Regions from separate parts of the Mus musculus genome. Here region 2 is linked to region 1. Evidence: chromatin loops called from intact Hi-C (ENCODE). Cell type or tissue: left cerebral cortex. All regions are shown on one strand.

Region 1 (5,000 bases):
ATCTAGAGCATTTTCCAGGACATCAGAAGCCCAATGTGTAGGACCCACTAGTGGCTGACCTTCTTGCCCCCACGGCAGAGGTTTTCAGAAAGGTAAAGGGCAGCACTGAGGCCGGCCTGTTTCTAAAAGGGTCTTGGGAATCAGCCTTGGGGAACTGGGCCCTGGGCCTGTAAGAGCAGGTCACACTGTCTTCCTGTGGGTCATTGTGAGGCCAGCTCACCTGAGGCCTTGGGGAGACAGAACTACAGCCTAGGCATGTCTGGATTACCAGTCAAGACTCTGGGGAGCTCAAACTTCCCATTTCGCACATAAGAGATAGATTAGGAATTAGAAGCCCTAGGTGATGTGTGATCCCACATTACTGGCATCTCTATGCGTAGATCAGTCATTGTGAATGACCCTATTACCTGTCTCTTGTAACTTTATCACCTATTAAATGAAAAGAATGACCCAGACCCCTGCTGTCCCTTTCCAACAGGCTAGATCTCCAGACAGTCTGTCTGGGGGTAGAGGATAGGATGTGAATCCAGGGTGTGCCCAGGTAAGGGATTACAGACAAAGTCCCCAGCTAATGGTGTGGCTGGAGATCCAGAAATAGATGCCTCAAGCAAACGCACTGAGAACCATCTGGGCTTCGTGATCCAGGAAGAGAAATGCAGCTTTGGGGACAAGTGTCTAGGAAACTAAAAATAGAGATATGCTAAAGGTCACTGATTATTCCTATATCTTTCTGTGGAACTCTTAGTACAGAGGCACAGCATCTCATTGTCATGGAAACAGGAACACTCCCTGATTCCCAACATCACATGCCACACACAGGTTGTCAAACCAGGCTGTTCCATCTGGCCATGGCAAAGTCACAGAGCCACACCACCAAACAGTCTGGCTCCCCACCTGTCACCTTCTTTCTGCTGCTGTCTATGTTGAAGTCTACCATGAAAAGGACCATGGGTGTGGCAGTCTTTTCAGCTTCTAATTGGGTACCCCTACACTCTGTCACCCCACTGTGAAGGGCTGACTGGACAGTGAAGGGTTTAGAAACAACCCCATTCTCTCTTCTTTCTTCCTAGTTCAACCTCCCATATCCTGAGAAGCCATCTTCATTCTTCCAAGAAAAATTTCCACAGTATGTCAGACCTACCTCTTTCCTTTCTCTATGCATTCCTGGCCACGATGCCTATTGTATAGGAAATGTTCTGCTTTGCATTGCTGGATGCTTCTCTAATGTATGGTTTCCTCACCACTGTAGCACACCTCACCAGAGGATGACCTCAGCAGGAAACTCTCCTCATAGTCCAGGGACTAGAAGTCTAAAGGTGACATCAGGGCTGGTTCCTTCTGAGACCAGGGAGGATGGTCCCAGGCCTCTTTCTGCTGTTGGCAGTCAGTGAAGGTCATTTGGAACCTCTTGGTTTATAGCAGATGCATTATCTAAACCGAAGCTTCCTAAAGTGTGCATTGCTATCCCAGTTGTAATATAACTAAAAAGAGATTCATGAAAAACTGGGTAACACAGACAGGTTTCTGCTTCACAAACAAAAGTTAGTGGAGAATCAAGCATGCAGTGAAACCAAGCTCTTTCTAGAAGCATTTCTCAGTGCTGCAGACATGGCATCACTTCAGCCTTGATTCTGAGCACACAACATGCACCCATGCTGTGTACACCATCTCTCCTTGGGAATGCTCTTGGAGTTAAGAGACTGTGTTCTGAGCTGCAGGCCTTTTAGTGCCTACACATGGTTTTCCACTCTTCTAGAAGCAGAGGTTTACTTCCAGAAAGCAACAACTTTCAGCATTCACCACCATCTCCCTCAGTATGCAGCTCCAGACACAGCACCTCATTTAGTTATCTTGTGGTGGTGTGTTGATTGTAAAAACTGCTGTTTCATTTGCTGACTTGAGTTTCATATAAAAACACTAAAAGAAGTTTTGGTTTGGGATTAGGATAGACTTTCCAACCATTTCTAAAATAGCCCTAAACTTATCTCTGCCATTTTGTACTGTGTACTTACTCAAAGCAGTGTTTTGAGCATTAATGATTATACAATCAAAATATCGATTAACTCTAAGAAGTGTCGAAAATGCCCTATGTCCTGAAGCATCAAGTTTTTAGCCAGGTTGTATTTTTTTTTTTTGTTGTTGTTAAAAGAAGCACATCTCATTAGTATGTGCAATGGGTCAACAGACACTTGGGTGTGTCTATGAAGGCGTTTCCAGAGAGACTTAACTGAGGAAGAATAACTACCCTGAAGATGTGCATCACCATCCCATGGGCTGTGGAATACAATTAAATTAAAAAAAAAAGAGTGAGTAGAAGTTAAGAATGCATCCTTCTGTCTCCTGCCTCAGGATGTGATGTGAGCAGCTGCCCCACACCCCTACCTCCTGCCTCAGGATGTGATGTGAGCAGCTGCTTCACACCCCTGCCTCCTGCCTAAGGATGTGATGTGAGCAGCTGCCCCACACCCCTACCTCCTCGCCTTCCCACCATGATGGACTGTATCTTTGAATCATGAACCCAAATAAACTCTCTTTCATCCAGTTGTTTTTGTCACAGCAACCAGAACATTAACTAGTATAGCACACAAAGTTAAAAATTACATTCTAAAGAATTTTTTAAAGCTAATACATTTAGGATTAACTTCCATTTGTATACATATTTTTCATACTTACATTGGGGCCATGTTAAATTTGCTCTGGTAAAAGTAGGTTGGAGTGGAGAAATCAGAGAGAAAGTTATAGAGCTCGTCTCCATCTGCACAAAGCGCTGCCATGCTTTGTCTAGCTGTGAATCTGAATGAATCCTTCTTTGTACTAGAACAGATGTCAGATGGACTGGGGCCCATATGTACAAAAACGATGTGACCTGGGCAGGTGACATCTCTAAGGCAGGCCAGGAGTCTCTGTGTGAACTGTGGGTGAACACAGCCATGCTCATAGCAGAAAGGCCATTGCTTATCTGACTAGACATGAAGCACAGGCTGCTGGTGTGCTGCCCCTAGAGGCTGAGACTGAAGATGCTATGTTGTTATCACTGGATCAGCAAGGCAAAGGATGCTTCCAGAAGTCCCTCCCTCCCATCTAACCACCTCTTCTACTCCCAAAATCATCAGAAATGCCACTCTCTCTGTTTCTCAAAGGATGCTTTCCAGCTCTTCCAGGGCTCTCCAGTTTCCATCTGGCAGACCTCTCTCTCTCTAGATTCCCTCTCACACCAGTTTCCTTCTCAGTGAGAGAATTTTAGCCACTTTCCCCCTTCAAAACACAGTGGCTGGCAGTGCCTTATTTTTATCACCAGCAACAAGGTTGGTGATTTGTCACATAAATAGTGAGAGGAACTTGAGAGTCTCCTCAAGATGTCAGCACTTTGGGTTCCTGGCTTCTCTGCTACTCCCCATCATTTATTTCCATCTGCAGTCCTTCTGCAATGTGTTTAATTGAGCTCAGATGTGTTGGGCTGGCTGCTGCCTATCTTCCCTGTGCTTGGCAGCATCAAGACACCAACGAAGAAGGAGAAACAGATGCTTAATGTGGGCCATGCAGGTGTGATGTGTGAAGGCTATTAAAAGCCTGGACAAAAAGAACACACACACACACACACACACACACACACACACACACACACACACACACAAAATCTCCTCCCTGCCTCAGTGAGTGAGTGTGTGTGTGTGTGTGGGGGGGGGTAGTAAGAGGATATCACCAACTATTTGTTCCTGTCTCTGAGTGTCTTTTGTTATTTACTGTTGTGGATATCATCCTTGCTGGCTCACAAGCATCCATGGATTCTGTTTCCATCTGCACCCATTGTATCTCACTTCTCCCTTTCATGCCACCATTGTGTTCTATCCAACTATGGTTCATTCTCAGTCCTGATTTCTGCCACTGCATCCAAAATACAACATGAATGGATCTTGAGTCACCTGCTGGGTGAGGATGGGGGTCCTATCACATGGCCACCAGGCAGTTTCATGATAAATTTTCCTGATACCTCTGTTGGCATATTTCAAAATCTTCAGGGTATGTGAGCAAGTTAGTTGTGGTAATTCCCACAATGGTACCTACGCAAAAGCATCACAGAAAGGGCAAGAATGATGTAAAAATTCACGTGTGTCATTAGTCTTTCTAAGTCTTTCAATGAACCTGAACCATACTCAGAATGAACCTACTGTCTGTACTTCTTTCCCCATCACTAGTCCCTCTGCCTCTGAAAGGACTCAGTGCTGGGGCTTCCCTCTGACTTCAGGTCCATGTCTTTATGGGTGCTTGACTGGCTCTGTCTCCTGCTCCATTGGGTGATTGGCCATTGAACTTATCTTGCCACAAGGCCTGTGTTGACCATCTGATGTCAGCACAACCCTTGTGCCTAGCTCTGCAATGCTGCCTACCCGCCTGATTTGAGCACTACTGGCTCTAACTTCTTGTGTAGGGTTCATGCTGCTCTCTGGTAGAACTACTTTTCCTTATTCCTATTCTTGCTGTTTCACTGAGAGATCCCAGCCAAAGTGTCCTGCTGCATAACACTGTGATTCTGGCATTTCAAACTGATGCCCTTCAAGGAGCATAGATCCCCTTTGGGACACTTAGAACATGCTCACACATAGTGTCAGGAGCCCTGAATTATGACTCTTGACAGATCTTCCTCCTTCCCCAGCATCCTTTACTGTGTCTTGGACCACAAGGGAAGGAGACACTGCCTAGGTCATGGTGATCATCTCCCTTCAAGTGATGATGCCCAGCCCTGGAATTTGAGTACTACTGGCTCTGGCTTCTTGGGTAGTGCTCGTGCTGCTTTCTGGTAGAACTACTGTTCTGAATGGTGGTGCTAAGATCATGTGTGACTTGCATCAAACATCAGAAGCTACCCACAACCCTGAGAAGAGAAGATTATATTAGGAACCTAGGGTTCCAACATTGTTCAGGTTCAAAGCAGAGTAGAACATAATGGAAGAGCTGGATGGAGAAGAAGAATCTGGATGAGATCCATAGTCTGAATCATA
Region 2 (5,000 bases), 130 kb after region 1:
GTAGGAGAGTGTGTCTGTGTGATGGTGCGGGTTGCTTTGACCTGGAAGGACTCTACATTTCTAATGGAATTCATCCACAGTAATTTGAATTTCAAAACCAAAATATCTTAAAAAAAAACCCAACCTATAGGCATTTTGGAAGGAAAATAAATCATGTTTAACAAATCATTTTAGGTGAATTTTACTCTCCCAAATTAAACTCTAAACCAGGTGGCTTCCTTTGGCTCCCTCATCCAATCCTTTGCATGTACTTCCCTGTGCCATGTGATACTGAGGTTGCCATGACAACCACTCATTTCTTTTTAGGAGTTGGCTAGATATTTTAAAAACAACAACAAAAGGTCCCTGAATATTTCTAGCCTCCAGATCTTCCTCATGTACATCTTACAGCAGTTTCTAATATAGTCACCTGTCAGTAGGCAATCCACCATCACTCTGTCACTAAATGACGACCTTAGGGACAAATTTATCCCTGAGACATCTTCTCCTCACCACTGCTCATCCGGTAACAGGATGTTCACACTCTCTTCTCAGGGTAGGAAGTCTATATAGTGTTACTATCTATTATAGGGCTATAACTATTATTATGGTAGAAATGGTTAACAGATATATGTTTAGACAGTTGAGATGTATAGTAAGAAATAACTTTATTTTTTAACTGTTCTGGTTCTCAGTACTTTTCTAGTACATTTCTCTGGGTTGTTTTGATTTGTTTTGTTTTTACAAAGGTGGTAGAATGTCTGCAGCATTTACAGAAGCAGATGACAACATGTCTGCCTTTAGCATACATCTTCGCTGCCTGCCAAAAAGCCAATTAAAATGATGATGCTAAGGTATGCAGAAGTGATACACAGGACCTGCTCAGGGCACAGTCATGGTTGAATGTCTGATGCCTGAAGTAAGCAAAGTGAAAGCATCCACTGCCCAAAGCCTGAACCAGGGAGGTGCCTCTGCAGTGGGACTTTGGGGAGGAAGGGTCTAATCGCTACATCTCTCAATTGTATCTCCCACCTCCTCCTCAGAAGTATTTTAAAGAGGGGAGAATTTTCCAAAGGTCACAGGGAGAGGCTCTGCTGGCATTTAGGGCAGGACTCAGGGATGCTGGCCATTTGGAGGAGTGAAGAGCCTGCCCTGTGAGGCTCCAGGTATCCTTAGCCCCTGCAGGTTGGCTGGAATAAAACCAGCTGTCTGGCACTGCCAGCCACAGAGGGGACAGCAGACATCAGGGCCACCAGGTCTAGAACCTTAGGACCCAGCACCAATAGATATCAGGGCTTCTAAATACCAGAGCCACCAGATTCAAGGCCACTAGACACAAAGGCCACCAAATTCAGGGCCATCAGATCCAGGACACAGAAACTCTGGATACCAAGGGCACCAGATCAAAGGCCATAAGATTTGGGCCTTCAGAACAAGGGCTTCCTAAAATTTAGAGATTTCTCATCTGTCTTCTGCCAGGCAAAAAAGTAATCCATTTTTCCTGTCTGTTGTGAACATTTTGTGTCATAATTAGGGTGTTCTGTCATAGCCTTATTCTACAGAAATAGTTTCTATTTCCTCCTGATAATTTAAAAACATTAGTCTTTAGTTCCTAGAGTCAGATAAAGGAAGCTGATTTTCTGCTCTTCACACAGGTGGATAAATGCTGTTCCCACTGATTTGTGAAAACTCTTCAGTCTTATGCTAATTTCCAGGTACAAGTTGGCATTTTCAGAGACCTAGCCTGTCTTTCCCTATGTTCCCTGAAGCTTGAGATAGGTGCTATAAATATCACCTCACAGACAGGAATGACAGCTACAGGAGTCTATACTTGGAAATCGTTAAAATCATACTGTAGTAGGAGCTATGTAAGCTGTATGTCTGTCTGTCCATTCATTAGGCTGAGTACTCTTTCTTCACCCAGTGCAGAGTACAGATCACAATTACCAAGGCCACAGGACTGGAGAGATGGCTCAGCAGTCAAGAACACTGGATGCTTTTCTCAAGAACCCAGGTTCAAGTTCCACACTCACATGGAAGGAAGCTCACAATAGTTTGTAACTCCAGTTCCAGGGGATCTGATGCCCTCTTCTGGCTTTCACGGGTATCAGACATGCAGGCAAAACATTCATGCATATGAAATAAAAATTAAAACAATAATGTAAAAAGTTACCAGGGCCTCACCTTGTGATTGATGCCCTATTGGCAGAAGCCATTTGTTCTCCATTGCCTTGCTCAGTCTTGGTCTGTTACATTTCTAGCCTTACCCTAGCTACATAATTAAAACATGCAACAGTGCACACCCCACACAGTAAAAATCATGCAAAACACCACTGTACTTGACCCCGTGGTTGCCCTGTGCAAGCAGGCAGCCCCATTTCAGCTGTTGCAGATCAGGATAGCTACAGGGGACTCTGATCAGACCATGAATATGAAGGCCAGGCACTGCAGCTCCTTGCCTTGTGGTGCTCAGACAAGCACCTCAGGACGCTTGCACCTGTGCTGTATATAGCACAGGCTCCTACTATTAGATTCACAGCGGACTCACCAGTGTTTAGAAAACCTTACCCATACCCAAAGACAAATCCTACACTTGTAGATGAAGATCCCTCATGCTGGGGGAGAATCATCCGCTTGAAGACCACTGCAAACCCTACTGCTAGAGTAACTCCAAAGTAACAACCCAATTCAGCCATGCATGGATGTCCTAAGGCTGGGAGATGCCCAGAGCCCTTTCACCATTCAGGAAAAGAGTGCTGGGTGTCACTTGTGAGGGTCCCCTATGGGAGCAACACGGCTCAGGGCATGCTATGAACGTGGGCAGGATCACAGGCCTCTGCACAAAGTCTGTTTGTGGTGATGTAATCAGATACCATTGAGCAGCTGCAGAAGAGTTCCATAGAGACCCCGGAGGTTATGGACAGAATCAGATAGGGCCAGACAGGGATGCCTTGCTGTGTAAAGGGGGGCTGCTGCAGCTTCTCCCCAGTGTGATGAACATCTCCGCTGACACAGGAGTTGTTTTTCGACGAGCTTCTGCTTGTCCCAGTCTTGCTGCGATTCTGCACAACCCTAAAAACCAGGGTCTCAGCAGTAAACTCTGCCCTCTGCTGGCAAGACTCACAAATCACACACTCCTGCTCTTCCCACGCCAGCCAGATCAGGCAGACAAATGGAAGCTGTCAAGGGGGTGCATAATGCTTTGTTTGTTTAAGAATGCTGTTTTTAATGATTGGGATTTTAGACTAATTTTGTCAACTTGACTCTTCCCATGCTCAGAAAAAGTTGAGTTGGAGAAAAGGGAAGAAACCTTCCCTGTTTCCTAGTAATCTGGTTTTGATTGACAAGGGAGGACCCTCTTCCTTGCTACTTGCTTGAAGAGATGCGAGAGCTGAGCTTATGAGCATGCTCAGTATAACACAGGTGTACCACCAGATCCAAGGAAGCACAGAAGAACGTTTCCACAGGGAGGAAATTAGATGATGGTGGGAATGGCCTGCCCATCTTGCTCACCACCCAGCAGGCAGTGGGTGCCATGGGCTCATCGTGTAATTCCTTGCAACTTATTCTAGGTTCGCACATTTCCATAAAGTGAATCTGGGCAGATCTCAGTTGGTAAAGACTGAACAGCTACAGCTGGAGAACGAAGGAAAACTCCACAGGGCTAAAGGACTCAGAAATTAGGAGCACTCGATGCTCTTTCAGAGGACCTGAGTTTAGTGTCCAGCATCCACAATAGATGGTTCAAACCACCTGTAACTCCAGCTCCTGGGATCAAATACCCTCTTCTGGCTTCTGCGTGCATCCACATGTAAATAAAATAAAATCATTGGGGGACAAAGAAAGGCCAGGGGTCGCAGTGGTCAGCAGACAGAAGGCCAAGAGACCTTTGGTCTCTCTTTTTCCTTTCTCAGATAGAAGGGTCAGAAGTGCAGCCAGTAGGCAGGCAAATCAAATCAGTGGCAGGGCACTTCCTTAGCTTTCACTCCCAGCGTCCCCATCTTTAAAATGATGCAACCAATACAAGTGCCCTGTTTATCACTGAAAGCTGAGGTAAGCCCTGTGTGAGATGTTTGTTCAGCCTTCCAGGGTAAAGCCATCTAATACAATGACATACATATGTGAGTCTTGTCCTATACTCTGGTTCTTGTCAGGCAATACAAGTGTGTGTGCATGTGACACTTGGGCATCCCAAGTTCCATAACACAGAAAGGAGGGCTCAATGAATGAGTGACTTAATAATATACTTCCCTTTTAAAACATGATTCATTCATCCATGTTAAGCCTCCCCATGGATAACTTACCTGATAGAAATTATGTGAATGTAGTCTGCAATCTCCCATGCCTTCAATTAACAAAAAGATGCAACAAAAACCATGTGCTGGGAAGTTTTGTATACTGTTTTAACTAAGGGCTCAAGGGGGGAATGCCCACCTTTTTAAAAGATTTATTTTATTTATTACTTTGTGTGTGTGTGTGTGTGTGTGTGTGTGTGTGTGTGTGTGTGTGTGTTCATGAACATCAGAAGATGCAATCAGATGCCATTGTGCGGCACCATCATTGTGGTTGCTGGGAACTGAACTTAGGACTCTGAAAGTGCAGTCGGTGCTCCTAACTGCTGAGCCATCTCTTCAGCCCTGAAGTATGCCTTTTTTCAAAAGGGATTTTATTGATGACACTGGGTTTGTCTATTGCCTTTTAGCCTTTTGGATAAGCACATTGATTACCTATGCCAGTGAGGAAGGAAGTCCCCTGGAGACATATTTGCAGAAGCTGGGTGGAAATCCAAGTGTGTGACTACCGTATGGAAGCACCTGGATATCAGTATGTAACGCTGCTGTCCCAGAATACAGCCTAACATTTTCAGAACTTCTCCAGTGAGTAAACAGGAATTTTATAACATGATAGCTACATCACAACTGCTTCTGAGAAGCAACCCTGTTCTTGTTTCGAGTTGTAAAGAAGAAAACGGAGCAGGTGGCAAGAACTTCTTACTTTGGAAGTAGCTTGCACTGTGGATC

Evidence for each region. A loop is a pair of places that touch in the nucleus more often than their neighbours do. Peaks named below come from ENCODE experiments on the same cell type or tissue, not always from the same donor. Only the 100,000 strongest peaks of a DNase experiment are listed, where the experiment ranks them.
Region 2: it touches region 1 in a loop (2.4-fold over the local background); 5 of 42 quality-filtered maps call a loop at or near these places.

Annotation. Positions count from the first base shown.
Region 1 is chr5:27,199,177-27,204,176 of GRCm38, reverse strand. The region is part of intron 1 of Dpp6 (dipeptidylpeptidase 6); the gene reads right to left. Among named protein-coding and RNA genes, the nearest start is that of Dpp6, 150 kb to the right of the region's middle. In left cerebral cortex, a CTCF peak has its summit at 3,005; DNase peaks (open chromatin) are centred at 781 and 3,377; H3K27ac peaks cover 330 bases.
Region 2 is chr5:27,073,294-27,078,293 of GRCm38, reverse strand. The region is part of intron 1 of Dpp6 (dipeptidylpeptidase 6); the gene reads right to left. Among named protein-coding and RNA genes, the nearest start is that of Dpp6, 27 kb to the right of the region's middle. In left cerebral cortex, CTCF peaks have their summits at 2,082 (motif pointing left) and 3,091 (motif pointing left); DNase peaks (open chromatin) are centred at 293, 2,066 and 3,082.